Linked DNA regions of Homo sapiens: all the other regions are linked to region 1. Evidence: chromatin loops called from intact Hi-C (ENCODE). Cell type or tissue: PC-3. All regions are shown on one strand. Region 1 overlaps SLFN5 (schlafen family member 5). Region 2 overlaps SLFN12L (schlafen family member 12 like). Region 3 overlaps LOC105371933 (a long non-coding RNA gene). Region 4 has its middle 61 kb from the start of SLFN11.

Region 1 (2,500 bases):
TTCCGCTAAAACACCCATGCGTATGCACATGTGCGCACGCATACACACACATATCATGGTAGTCATTTTCTAAAAGCAGATTCAGTGTTTTCTATGTTGTTTTTATTTCAACTTACATTTTTCCCAGCAGTAAAAGTAATATGTGCTCAATGTGTCAAAGAAAGAAAAACCAAAGGCAGAATTAAAGAAAAAGAACACTTATAGATTCACCATTTAAAGATTTAGCATTCTAATGCATTTCCTTCAGCACTTTTCTCTAAATATTTTTGTGTTGTTGGTTTGCAGAGCCATTAACAATAAGATTTGTCTTTTTTAACATCATTAATCCTTTTTCTAATTAGAAGAATAACAGGAGATTCTAACTTAAGAATCCCAAGAAAGATGTCTGTACCTCCTTCACCCCTCATAGATTATTGAAAAACAATAGTGAGTTTTTTAAAATCCAGAAATTTATTTATTTATTTATTTTGATTTTTTTGAGACAGAGCCTCGCTCTATTGCCCAGGCTGTAGTGCAGTGGTGTGATCTCAGCTCACTGCAACCTCTGCCTCCTGGGTTCAAGTGATTCTCCTTCCTCAGCCTTCTGAGTAGCTGGGACTACAGGCACAAGCCACCATGCCCAGCTAATTTTTGTATTTTTAGTAGAGACAGGGTTTCGCCATGTTAGCCAGGCTGGTCTCGAACTCCTGACCTCAGGTGATCCACCCGCTTCAGCCTCCCAAATTGCTGGGATTACAGGCGTGAGCCACCACGCCCGGCCGAAATCCAGAAATTTAAACCTCAACATGTACGCAGAAGGAATGCCAAGTGCACTGAAAACTTGAGCAGGGAAGTTGATGACACCAAAATAGAATGCCTGCAGTAATGGATGCTGGGCATTGCTGGCAAAATTTGAAGTTCTCTGAAGTAGGAAGAAAAACAGTGACTCATGCATGATTACAGAACCCTGTGTCGTAAGAGTTGGCACTGTGAACTGAGATTTCAGATTTCATGCTCTCTGGACACTGTCTTTGCCCTGCCCCCTGCATTTCTTCCCTCAAAAAAGTGGATGCAGGAAACAAGAGATTCAACAAGGAAAGGAAGTTTAAAAATCCCCTGGATGTTTGTGAAGGGAGGTCTGGGAATAACAGCTGCAGAGCAGGCCTACAGATCACAGGCAAAACTGCACAACAGAGCAGCAGGCTTCGGTGGACAGAGCCTAAGACCATGCAATTGACAGATCACTTAGTAAACTGAGAGGGTGGAGAGTAGGGGATGAATTGGTCATAGGCACTTAGGAAGACAGACAAATACAAATATAAGACAATAATGCTAAGTTAAAATAAAAAGTAGTATAGTAAATAAAAGATAACCATAAGGCATTATTTGGCACCGTTGTAAATAAAGTCCTAGTCATGATAATATAAACTCCGAATATTGTTCTGATAAAAAATGATGATATAAGATATAGTTGTATTGGCAGGATGTGGAGAAGGAAGGCATAGGATAAGAAGTGTTGGCCAGGCACAGTGGCTCATGCTTGTAATCCCAGCACTTTGGGAAGACAAGGTGGGCGGATCACCTGAGGTTAGGAGTTCAAGACCAGCCTGGCCAACACAGTGAAATCCCATCTCTACGAAAAATACAAAAATTAGCCAGGCAAGGTGGCATGCGGCTGTAGTCTCAGCTACTCAGGAGGCTGAGGCACAAGAATCACTTGAGCCCAGGAGCTGGAGATTGCAGTGAGCTGAGATCATGCCACTGCACTCCAGCCTGGGTGACAGAGTGAGACTCCATCTCAAAAAAAAAAAAAAAAAAAAAAAAACTGTTAGCTATACTCAGGCCAGGCACAGCGGCTCACACCTGTAATTCCCCCATTTTGGGAGGCCAAGGTGGGAGGATTGCTTGAGGCCAGGAGCTTAAGACCAGCCTGGGCAACATAATGGGATAACGAGTTCTTATCTCTTCAAAAACCAAAACACCAAGCATGGTGGCATGCACCTGTAGTCCTACCTACTTGGGAAGCTGAGGTAGGAGGATCTCCTGAGCCCAGTGGATTGAGGCTGCAGTGAGCCAAGATCATACCACTGCACTCCAGCCTGGGCAACAGAGGGAGACCCTGTCTCCAAAGATTTAAAAGAGAGAGAGAGAGAGAGTGCTATACAGTCATCTTCCAGAAATAAACAGTATCTTTTATGGTCTGAATGTTTGCAACTCCCTAAAGTTCATTGTGCAAATCCTAACCCTAAAGGTGCTGGTATTAGGAGATAGGGCCATTGGAAGGTGATTAGGTCATGATGATGTACCCTCATAAGTGAGATTAGTGCCCTTATGAAAGAGGTCCAAGGGAGCATATACACCCCCGCTACCATGCGAGGACCCAGTGAGAAGGCACCATCTATGAGGGCCCTCTCCAGATACCAAATCTCTCAGCACCTTGGACTTCCCAGCCACCAAAATTGTGTGCAATAAATTTTTGTTGTTTAAAAGCCACCCAGTCCATGGTATTTTGTTACAGCAG
Region 2 (2,500 bases), 280 kb before region 1:
TATGCCCTTTGTTTTTATTTGCTCTTGATTGATTAGCTCTTCCTGTATCAGAACTCTTGATCCCAGGCCTTGATAGAGATTTCTGCTTTTGGCTGCTTAAGCTTTGGCATATATCCAGGTTCTCTCTCCACATTTGGATCCTTTCTCCCTTTCAATGTTTGGCTAAGCTATGGTTTTTAATCTGGGGTGAGAAGCAGTATCTCATAAACAGCTCCCGCCAGTGACTGGGCCCATTCTGGTTCTTATCCATTGGATTGAGATGGAAGAGGAGCAATTGAAATAATAGACATGAATTCCCATCAATTGCCAGGTCCCTCGGCTTACTTCTAAATCTCTCTCAACTCTGCCGGCTTAATTCTAAATCTCTCTCAACTCTGCCTACTTCTCCACTGTCCCCACCTTAGTCCACATCACCATCTGTTCTCATTTGGGCTGCTGAAACCATATCCTGAAAGGTCTTTTCCATGACTGCTCTAACCTGCTTCAGCTAGAAAGGACTTTGAAAAATGTTCATCTGATGCTGTGTCTTCCTGCTTAACAACCTCCAATGGCTTCCCATTACTTTTTGTTTTTTTTGAGACGGAGTCTTGCTCTGTTGCCAGGCTGGAGTGCAGTGGGACGATCTCAGCTCACTGCAACCTCCGCTTCCCGGGTTCAAGAGATTCTCCTGCCTCAGCCTCCCGAGTAGCTGGGACTGCAGGCATGTGCCACCATGCCCGGCTAATTTTTTGTATTTTTAGTAGAGATGGGGTTTCACCGTGTTAGCCAGGATGGTCTCCATCTCTTGACCTCATGATCTGCCCACCAGGGCCTCCCAAAGTGCTGGGATCACAGGCATGAGACACCGTGCCCAGGCCTTTCTTTTGAGACAGAGTCTCCTTCTGTTGCCCAGCCTGGAGTGCAGTGGCATGATTTTGACTCACTGCAAACTTTGCCTCCCAGGTTAAAGCAATTCTCGTGCCTCAGCCTCCCAAGTAGCTGGGACTACAGGTGCAGCCTGGTTAATTTTTGTATTTTTAGTAGAGATGAGGTTTCACTATGTTGGCCAGGCTGGTCTCGAACTCCTGACCTCAGGTGATCTGCCCGCCTCGGCCTCCCAAAGTGCTGGGATTACAGGCGTGAGCTATGGTGTCTGGCCAGCTTCCCATTACTCTTAGGGTAAAGCCAGGAACCCTTAAAGTGGCTTACCAGACAATGCACAGCTGGACACCTGAGCATGGTTCCAACCTCATCTCCTGCCTCTATCCTTCCAGCTCTGTGCTGTCAGTCTTTTGAACTTGACATACTCCTTCTTACTTCTGTCTAGAAAATTCTTCCCCCCCTTCTTCACCAAATTAACTCTTCACCTCATTTGCATTCTTCAGATCTTAACTCAAATGTTACTTTTTCTGGAAATCCTTCTCTGAACCCATTCCCTCTCCAACTGCCAGGTGAGGGCAGTGTTTCCATTCTAAGCTCCCCTGACATTCTAAACTTTTGTCCATAGGAGTCACTTGTTTACTGTCAACCTCCTCAAGAACAGGGACCAGGTTTGTTTTGTTCACCACTGTCTTTTCTGGATTTAGCACAGTGCTAGGCAAATAATAGATTTCCAATAAATATTTGTTGAGTAAATGATTTATGACTATTATTTATGGTTAAGTATGAATTGAGAGCAATTTCAACAATTGAGAAGTACCTAGTTCATTAATATGCATCTTTTAAAAATAGTTTCTACATACAACATTGTGTTAAGCATCTTCTTGATGAAATGTAACATATAACTAAAAGCATAACAACTTGAAAGGGTTGTAGAGGTGTTATGTGATAAAAGCAGAATATAAAATTCTGTTTATTTGATGTTTACAAATTGTAAAACAATGTAATATTATTAAGATGATAAGAGATAAGGCTGAAAATATTATTGATCACCATAATATTGTTTATAAAGTATATAAAACTGAATGTTGTAGCCTGCCATTTTTTGTGTGTCAAACAATATATATTTAATAATGTGATAATTATATGATTTTGAAGTTTTTTTGTTTTTGTCTTTTGGTTTGTTTTTGTTTTTGAGACAGGGTCTCACCAGGCTGGAGTGCAGTGGAATGATTTTTGTTCACTGCAACCTCTGCCTCCTGGGTTCTAGTGATTCTCCTGCCTCAGCCTCCTGAGTAGCTGGGATTACAGGCACCTGCCATCATGCCTGGCTAATTTTTGTATTTTCAGTAGGGGTGAGGATTTCACTGTGTTAGCCAGGCTGGTCTTGAACTCCTGGCCTCAAGTGATATGCCTGCCTTGGCCTCCCAAAGTGTAAGGATTATAGGTGAGAGCCACGGTGCCTGGCCTGATTTTGAAGTTTTAAAAAAAGTTTTCCAGTAATCCCAACGGAGCCAGGTACTTTATAAAATTTTTCTTGATAACGTCCCTCAGGCTTTTTATTCTGTTATTGATTTATCTGCACTATCAATTTTTTATTAAACAAGCTTTGCTTTTGTGCCTTTTTTTTTTTTTTTGAGAT
Region 3 (2,500 bases), 120 kb before region 1:
AAACTAAGTATCTACTGGCCTTGTCAACATACAGACTTCAAAATACCCCTTATGAGAATCCAAAGAATGATGTGTGTAAGGGAAGATTTTATGTGCCCTTCCAGAAGAAATCAGTATCTATGTAAATCTTGAAAGATGAAATCAAAGCTCATAATGATTCAGAATCAGTGCTTGCCCTGCTGTATTCTGTCTGAACGGTGAACTCTGGAAGCAGGGATTGTGTCTGTCTGGCTCTTTTTAGAGCTGGAAATGTAGTGGCTTTCATTAAATACTTGCTGTGAAGTCTCTCTAAGACCAATTATTATCTTAGCATGTTTCAGTATCTTCTCTGTTATAGGCTCTAGGTTCATTGGGGAAAAAGATATAAGAAAATTCAACAGACTCAGCATTTGAAGTGTGCCATTGGTAGTTGTTTATGAAGTTACCAGATATTCATATATGTGACAAATGAACAGCAGGATTATGAATTATCAAAGGAAAAGACATTTGCTGAGGTGAAAAACTCTGGTGTTTGAGGAAGTTTTTATTTTTATAAAATAAAAATATTTTAAAATTTTAAAATCTTATAAATAAAATCTTTAAAATATTATAAAATAAAAATATTTAAAATATTTTATTTTAAAATCTGATGTTCAAACGCCCGTTTCTTACAATAACTATTGAGCCTCAGTTAACCAGAAATTTGTGAACATCCATTTCCTGACTTTTTGCTTTAAATTTTTTCTCCACTGTTTCTAGCACAAAAGTTTGCCTGCTGTGTTGCAGAAATAAATTTATGTTGTCCTCTGCCATAAAGTGATATATTTAATATTTTTATTCTTTGTTTTTGAAAATTATATTGTAAGTTCCTAAAAACATTTTATTAAACAATTAGACATTTTGTTATTAAATAAATGTGATCTGTAATTTCTTTGTGCAGAATGATTTGAAGTATTGTATTTAGTTTACATGCATTGTGGGTTCATAATTAATATCCAATGAAAATACATTTTGTTATATTGTAAAAAAAGAATAATTTTAACAGTAAAAAAGAGATTTTTTATATTTATCTGCATATTTACTATCTTCTGTGCTCTTCATTCTTTTTTGTAGATCTGAGTTTCATTCAGGTATCATTTTCCTTCCAGCTAAAGAACTTCCTTTAATATTTTTTCATAAGAAAGATCGGCTGGTGACAAATTCCCTCAGATTTTCAGATTTCCTTTTTTTTTTTTTTTGTCTGAAGTCATTACTTTGCCTCCATTTAGGTAGGCCTTTTTTGTGGTTGTTATAGGATTCTAGGTTGACAATCTTTTAGCACGTTATAGATGCATGGTTCTGGATTTGGTACAGGTTTGCACAGACTCTCTGTAAACATGTTAAAGAAAAATGGAGAAGCTGCAACATGAGAATACGAAGATTTACTGAAATGAAAAGGTGGTCATTGAAAGAAAGTGGGTTATGAAACAGCATGAACATTATGACCTCATTTTAACAAACGTGCGTAACATACACATAAGTGTAATATGTATGTACATGTATCCATACACACATTGTATATGTATAATGAAATCCGTTTTATTTTCTTACTTTCGCTTTCACTGGAGCCTGTATTAATCAGTGCGGCATTAACCGCTGCTCCCACCCTCGGGCCACTCCGCATCAGTGAGAAGTGGGCCTCCGACAGAGCCGCCCGGGCCTAGGGTTCCGCAAGGCTGGCAGCACGGAGCCCGGCCAAGGGCGAGCGCTCCGCCAAGGATGGGGAGTTGGCCAAAGACAGGAGGATTACAAAATCCAAACACTCGGACAGAATCCTGGCGGGTGCTAAAGACTGCAGCGGGGCAGAAAAGCAGAACGCTGGCAGGTTTTTTTCATATCACTAGCAGCGTGACGGTTACCGGGGTTGACCAAGCACAGCGCACCGGCCGCCGTTAAATCCCACTCTGGCTCGGGGTCTGCGGAGCCTGCCTCAGCCGCAGGCTCCATAAACCCAGCCAGGAACCAAGCGCGGCCCAATCTGCACATCTGCCGCATTTTGGCAAGGGGTCCGGGGTCTGGAACAGAAGCGGAGGCCCAAATTCTTGCCTCGGTCTCCAAGACCCACTTTCTGGGGCGATGGAGAGAGAAGCCCAGCTTGGGATCTGGGCAAGTCGAGCGGGTTGGAAGGGGAAAGCTCTGGCGAGAGCTCAGCTGGACTCTCCGAGGGGTATCTGGAAGGTGGGACCGCAGGCACCGGGAGAGAAGAGGGTGCGAGGAAGGAAACGGCCACCCCGTTGGGAGCGCAGGAGCCGACAGCTGCTTGGGCCTGGGAAGTTCTTCTCTTTCTTCATAATCTTTATTCTTTGTTTTGCTGTAATCCAGATAGATGAATAGATAGATGATAGGGAGGGAGAGATGGATGGAGGGAGCGAGGAGACGGAGGAAGGGTGGGAAGAAGGGGGAGGAAAAAATCCCCAAATTCCCGGAAACTAAGAACTACGTGGCAACAGTCAGAAGGGTGGGAGCTTCTAGGCAATTTAAC
Region 4 (2,500 bases), 59 kb before region 1:
AGGAGGAGACTGTGTAACCGAGGACTCCCCGCGTCTGCTGTCCCCTGCCAAATCGGGCTCGCTGGCTTCCGGCCCACAACGGCCTTCCTGCCCCTTCCTGAAATTATGGCCATGGCTCGGTTCCTTTGAGAGCCCAATTCCCTGAGGCCAGCAACAAGCTTTTTGGCTCCATCCCTACCACCCCCAGGCCAGCGTGGGAAGAGGAGGCTTTGCACCTTTGTGTGCCCGCAGCAGTGAAATCCAGCATTGCTTGCGTGGGAGGGAAGTGCAAGAGTGCCCCGTCCCCACTGCCCCAGCTGAGGGGTCCTGCCCTCCCCGGTGAAAGACCCACAGCACAGCCACCCTGCCCCATGTAAACATTTTCAGCTGCAGCCCAGAGCCCTTCTGAAAACCCAACCCCCCAAGCTTTTGATCTTCCTTGGGATTCCACCGCCCAAGTGCTCTGCCTGCCCTCACCTGAGAGTTCAGCGGTGACCGACCCGGGAGACTAGCCCACTCCTCGTCATCACAGCCCGTACCTGAAGTCTGGGCTAGCCTGACCCTGGTCCAGCCCATTCCGGACTCATATACACTGTCCCAGCAGGCCGTCTGGGGTCCTGGAAACGGGGAACTACCTATCCCATTCCAACTCTGCTGCCACCCGATAACTTCCACCGGGGCCGAGGTCAGGTGGACCCAATCAGCGGACACCACCATAACCAACCATGTAAGGGTTTGGGGTGGAGCTCTCCCCGCCCCACCCTTCACATGAAGCAGCAGTGCTACCACATCAGAAAACAGAGGAGCCACAAAGCTATCTCTATTGGGCTGAGTTACAAAGTTTTGCCCCCAAACCACTCCCACGGAGACTCACAAAACAGTTTCCTGTGGCTCTCAACCACGTAGGGGTCCAGAGATTGGCTATGTGTGTCTGAACTAGGAGTCACCAACCCCGCCCAGAACAGGGGTGTGATAGGCAAACAGATCATGTTCCTGCCTATGTAGGATGGGGAGCCAGTACAGCCCCCTAACCTCCTCACCCCAAAGACACCTCAGCGCATTTCACCGGGAGCCACCCACCCACTGTCATCAGGGCTGGTGCCTGCACTCACTACTGGGGCCTTCTTAGGCAAGCTAGGGGCTCCAGCTACCCTCCAAGAACAGGAAAGCTTAGGGTAGGGGGCTCTCCACTGCCCAGCCCACCTCCTGAGACAATAGAGAGAACTTCACAGTAAACAAAGATCAGTTACATACTCCTCTGCTTGTGCCGCAGCTGACAATTACCCTTAAGCGCCATCTACTGGCCTGTAGATCAAATATCACAGCCCAGTGTAAAACCTGCCAACAGAAGTGCATAGGGTTACAGAAGCAAAGCCAGAAGGCCCTACTCAACATACTCTGTAGCTATACCCTGCTAGAGATGGGGTGGGGGAGAAAGGCAAAGAAAAAAAATTCTTTCCACATTAAATTAATTACAAAAATTAGAAGTGCTAGCCTCTCCAGATAAGAAGGAAACAGTGTAAGAATTCCAGCACCATGAAAAATCTGAATGTTGTGACACCACCAAAAGATTACACTAGCTCTCCACCAATGGACCCTAACAAAAAAGGAAGCTCAGAAATGACAGAGAATTCAAAGCATGGATTGCAAGGCAGCTCAACGAGATCCAAGACAAGGCTGAAAATCGACGCAAGGAAACTACTAAAGCAATCCAGAAAATGAAGGAAGAGATAAGCATCTTTTTAAAACTTATCAGATCTTCAGAAATTGAAAAACTCACTTACAGAATTTCAAAATACTATTGAAATCTCTATCAACAGACTAGATCAAGCACAAGGAAGAATTTCAGAGCATGAAGACCAATATTTCTAACTAACTCAGTCACACAGAAATAAAGAATTGTTTAAAAATGAGTAAAATTTTTTAGAAACATAGGATTATGTTAAGCAACCAAATCTACAAAAGATTGGAATTCCTGAGAGAAGAAGAAAAAGTAAACAGCTGGAAAACTTATTTGAAGGAATAATTCAAAAATGTTTTCCTAATCTTGTTAGAGAGGTAGACATCCAAACACAATAAACCTGGAGAACACCTGCAAGATACTATACAAGACAAATGTCACCAAGGCACATAGTCACCAGAGTATCCAAAGTCAATACTAAAGAAAAAATGTTAAACGACACCTAGAGAAAAATGTCAGATCACTTACAAGGGAACCCCATTAGGCTAACAATGGACTTCTCAGCAGAAACCTTACAAATGAGAAGAGATTGAGTACTTATTTTCAGTATTCTCAAATAAAAGGAAGTCCAACCAGGAATTTGATGTCTTCCCAAACTAAGCTTCATAAACAAAGAAGAAATAAAATATTTTCCAGGCAAGCAATTGTTAAAGGACCTTATTTTTTACCACTAGACTAGCATTACGAGATATCCTAAGAGAGTTTTAAATATGGAAATGAAAGAATGATGCCTGCTACCACAAAAGCACACTTAAGTATTATACATAGTTCACAGACCTT

What was found. Peaks named below come from ENCODE experiments on the same cell type or tissue, not always from the same donor. Only the 100,000 strongest peaks of a DNase experiment are listed, where the experiment ranks them.
Region 2: a loop joins it to region 1, with 6 times the contacts of the local background. A loop is called at or near these places in 31 of 110 quality-filtered maps.
Region 3: it touches region 1 in a loop (2.5-fold over the local background); 21 of 110 quality-filtered maps call a loop at or near these places.
Region 4: it touches region 1 in a loop (2.0-fold over the local background); 19 of 110 quality-filtered maps call a loop at or near these places.

The regions. Positions count from the first base shown.
Region 1 is chr17:35,252,995-35,255,494 of GRCh38, reverse strand. All of the region lies in intron 1 of SLFN5 (schlafen family member 5), which reads right to left. Among named protein-coding and RNA genes, the nearest start is that of SLFN5, 11 kb to the right of the region's middle. In PC-3, no CTCF peak of the experiment used is centred here; a DNase peak (open chromatin) is centred at 954; H3K27ac peaks cover 1,420 bases.
Region 2 is chr17:35,532,437-35,534,936 of GRCh38, reverse strand. All of the region lies in intron 1 of SLFN12L (schlafen family member 12 like), which reads left to right. Among named protein-coding and RNA genes, the nearest start is that of SLFN12L, 4.0 kb to the left of the region's middle. In PC-3, CTCF peaks have their summits at 1,233 and 1,435 (motif pointing right); a DNase peak (open chromatin) is centred at 1,446.
Region 3 is chr17:35,373,741-35,376,240 of GRCh38, reverse strand. It overlaps LOC105371933 (a long non-coding RNA gene), which reads right to left. Exons shown (of 2, transcript NR_171638.1): 2 at 1,386-2,329. It also overlaps the pseudogene UFM1P2. Among named protein-coding and RNA genes, the nearest start is that of SLFN11, 1.4 kb to the right of the region's middle. RefSeq lists enhancers at 1,693-1,792, 2,463-2,500. In PC-3, no CTCF peak of the experiment used is centred here; no DNase peak of the experiment used is centred here; H3K4me3 peaks cover 1,437 bases; H3K27ac peaks cover 689 bases.
Region 4 is chr17:35,311,663-35,314,162 of GRCh38, reverse strand. No RefSeq gene overlaps it. Among named protein-coding and RNA genes, the nearest start is that of SLFN11, 61 kb to the left of the region's middle. RefSeq lists enhancers at 137-796, 1,975-2,476. In PC-3, a CTCF peak has its summit at 1,260 (motif pointing left); no DNase peak of the experiment used is centred here.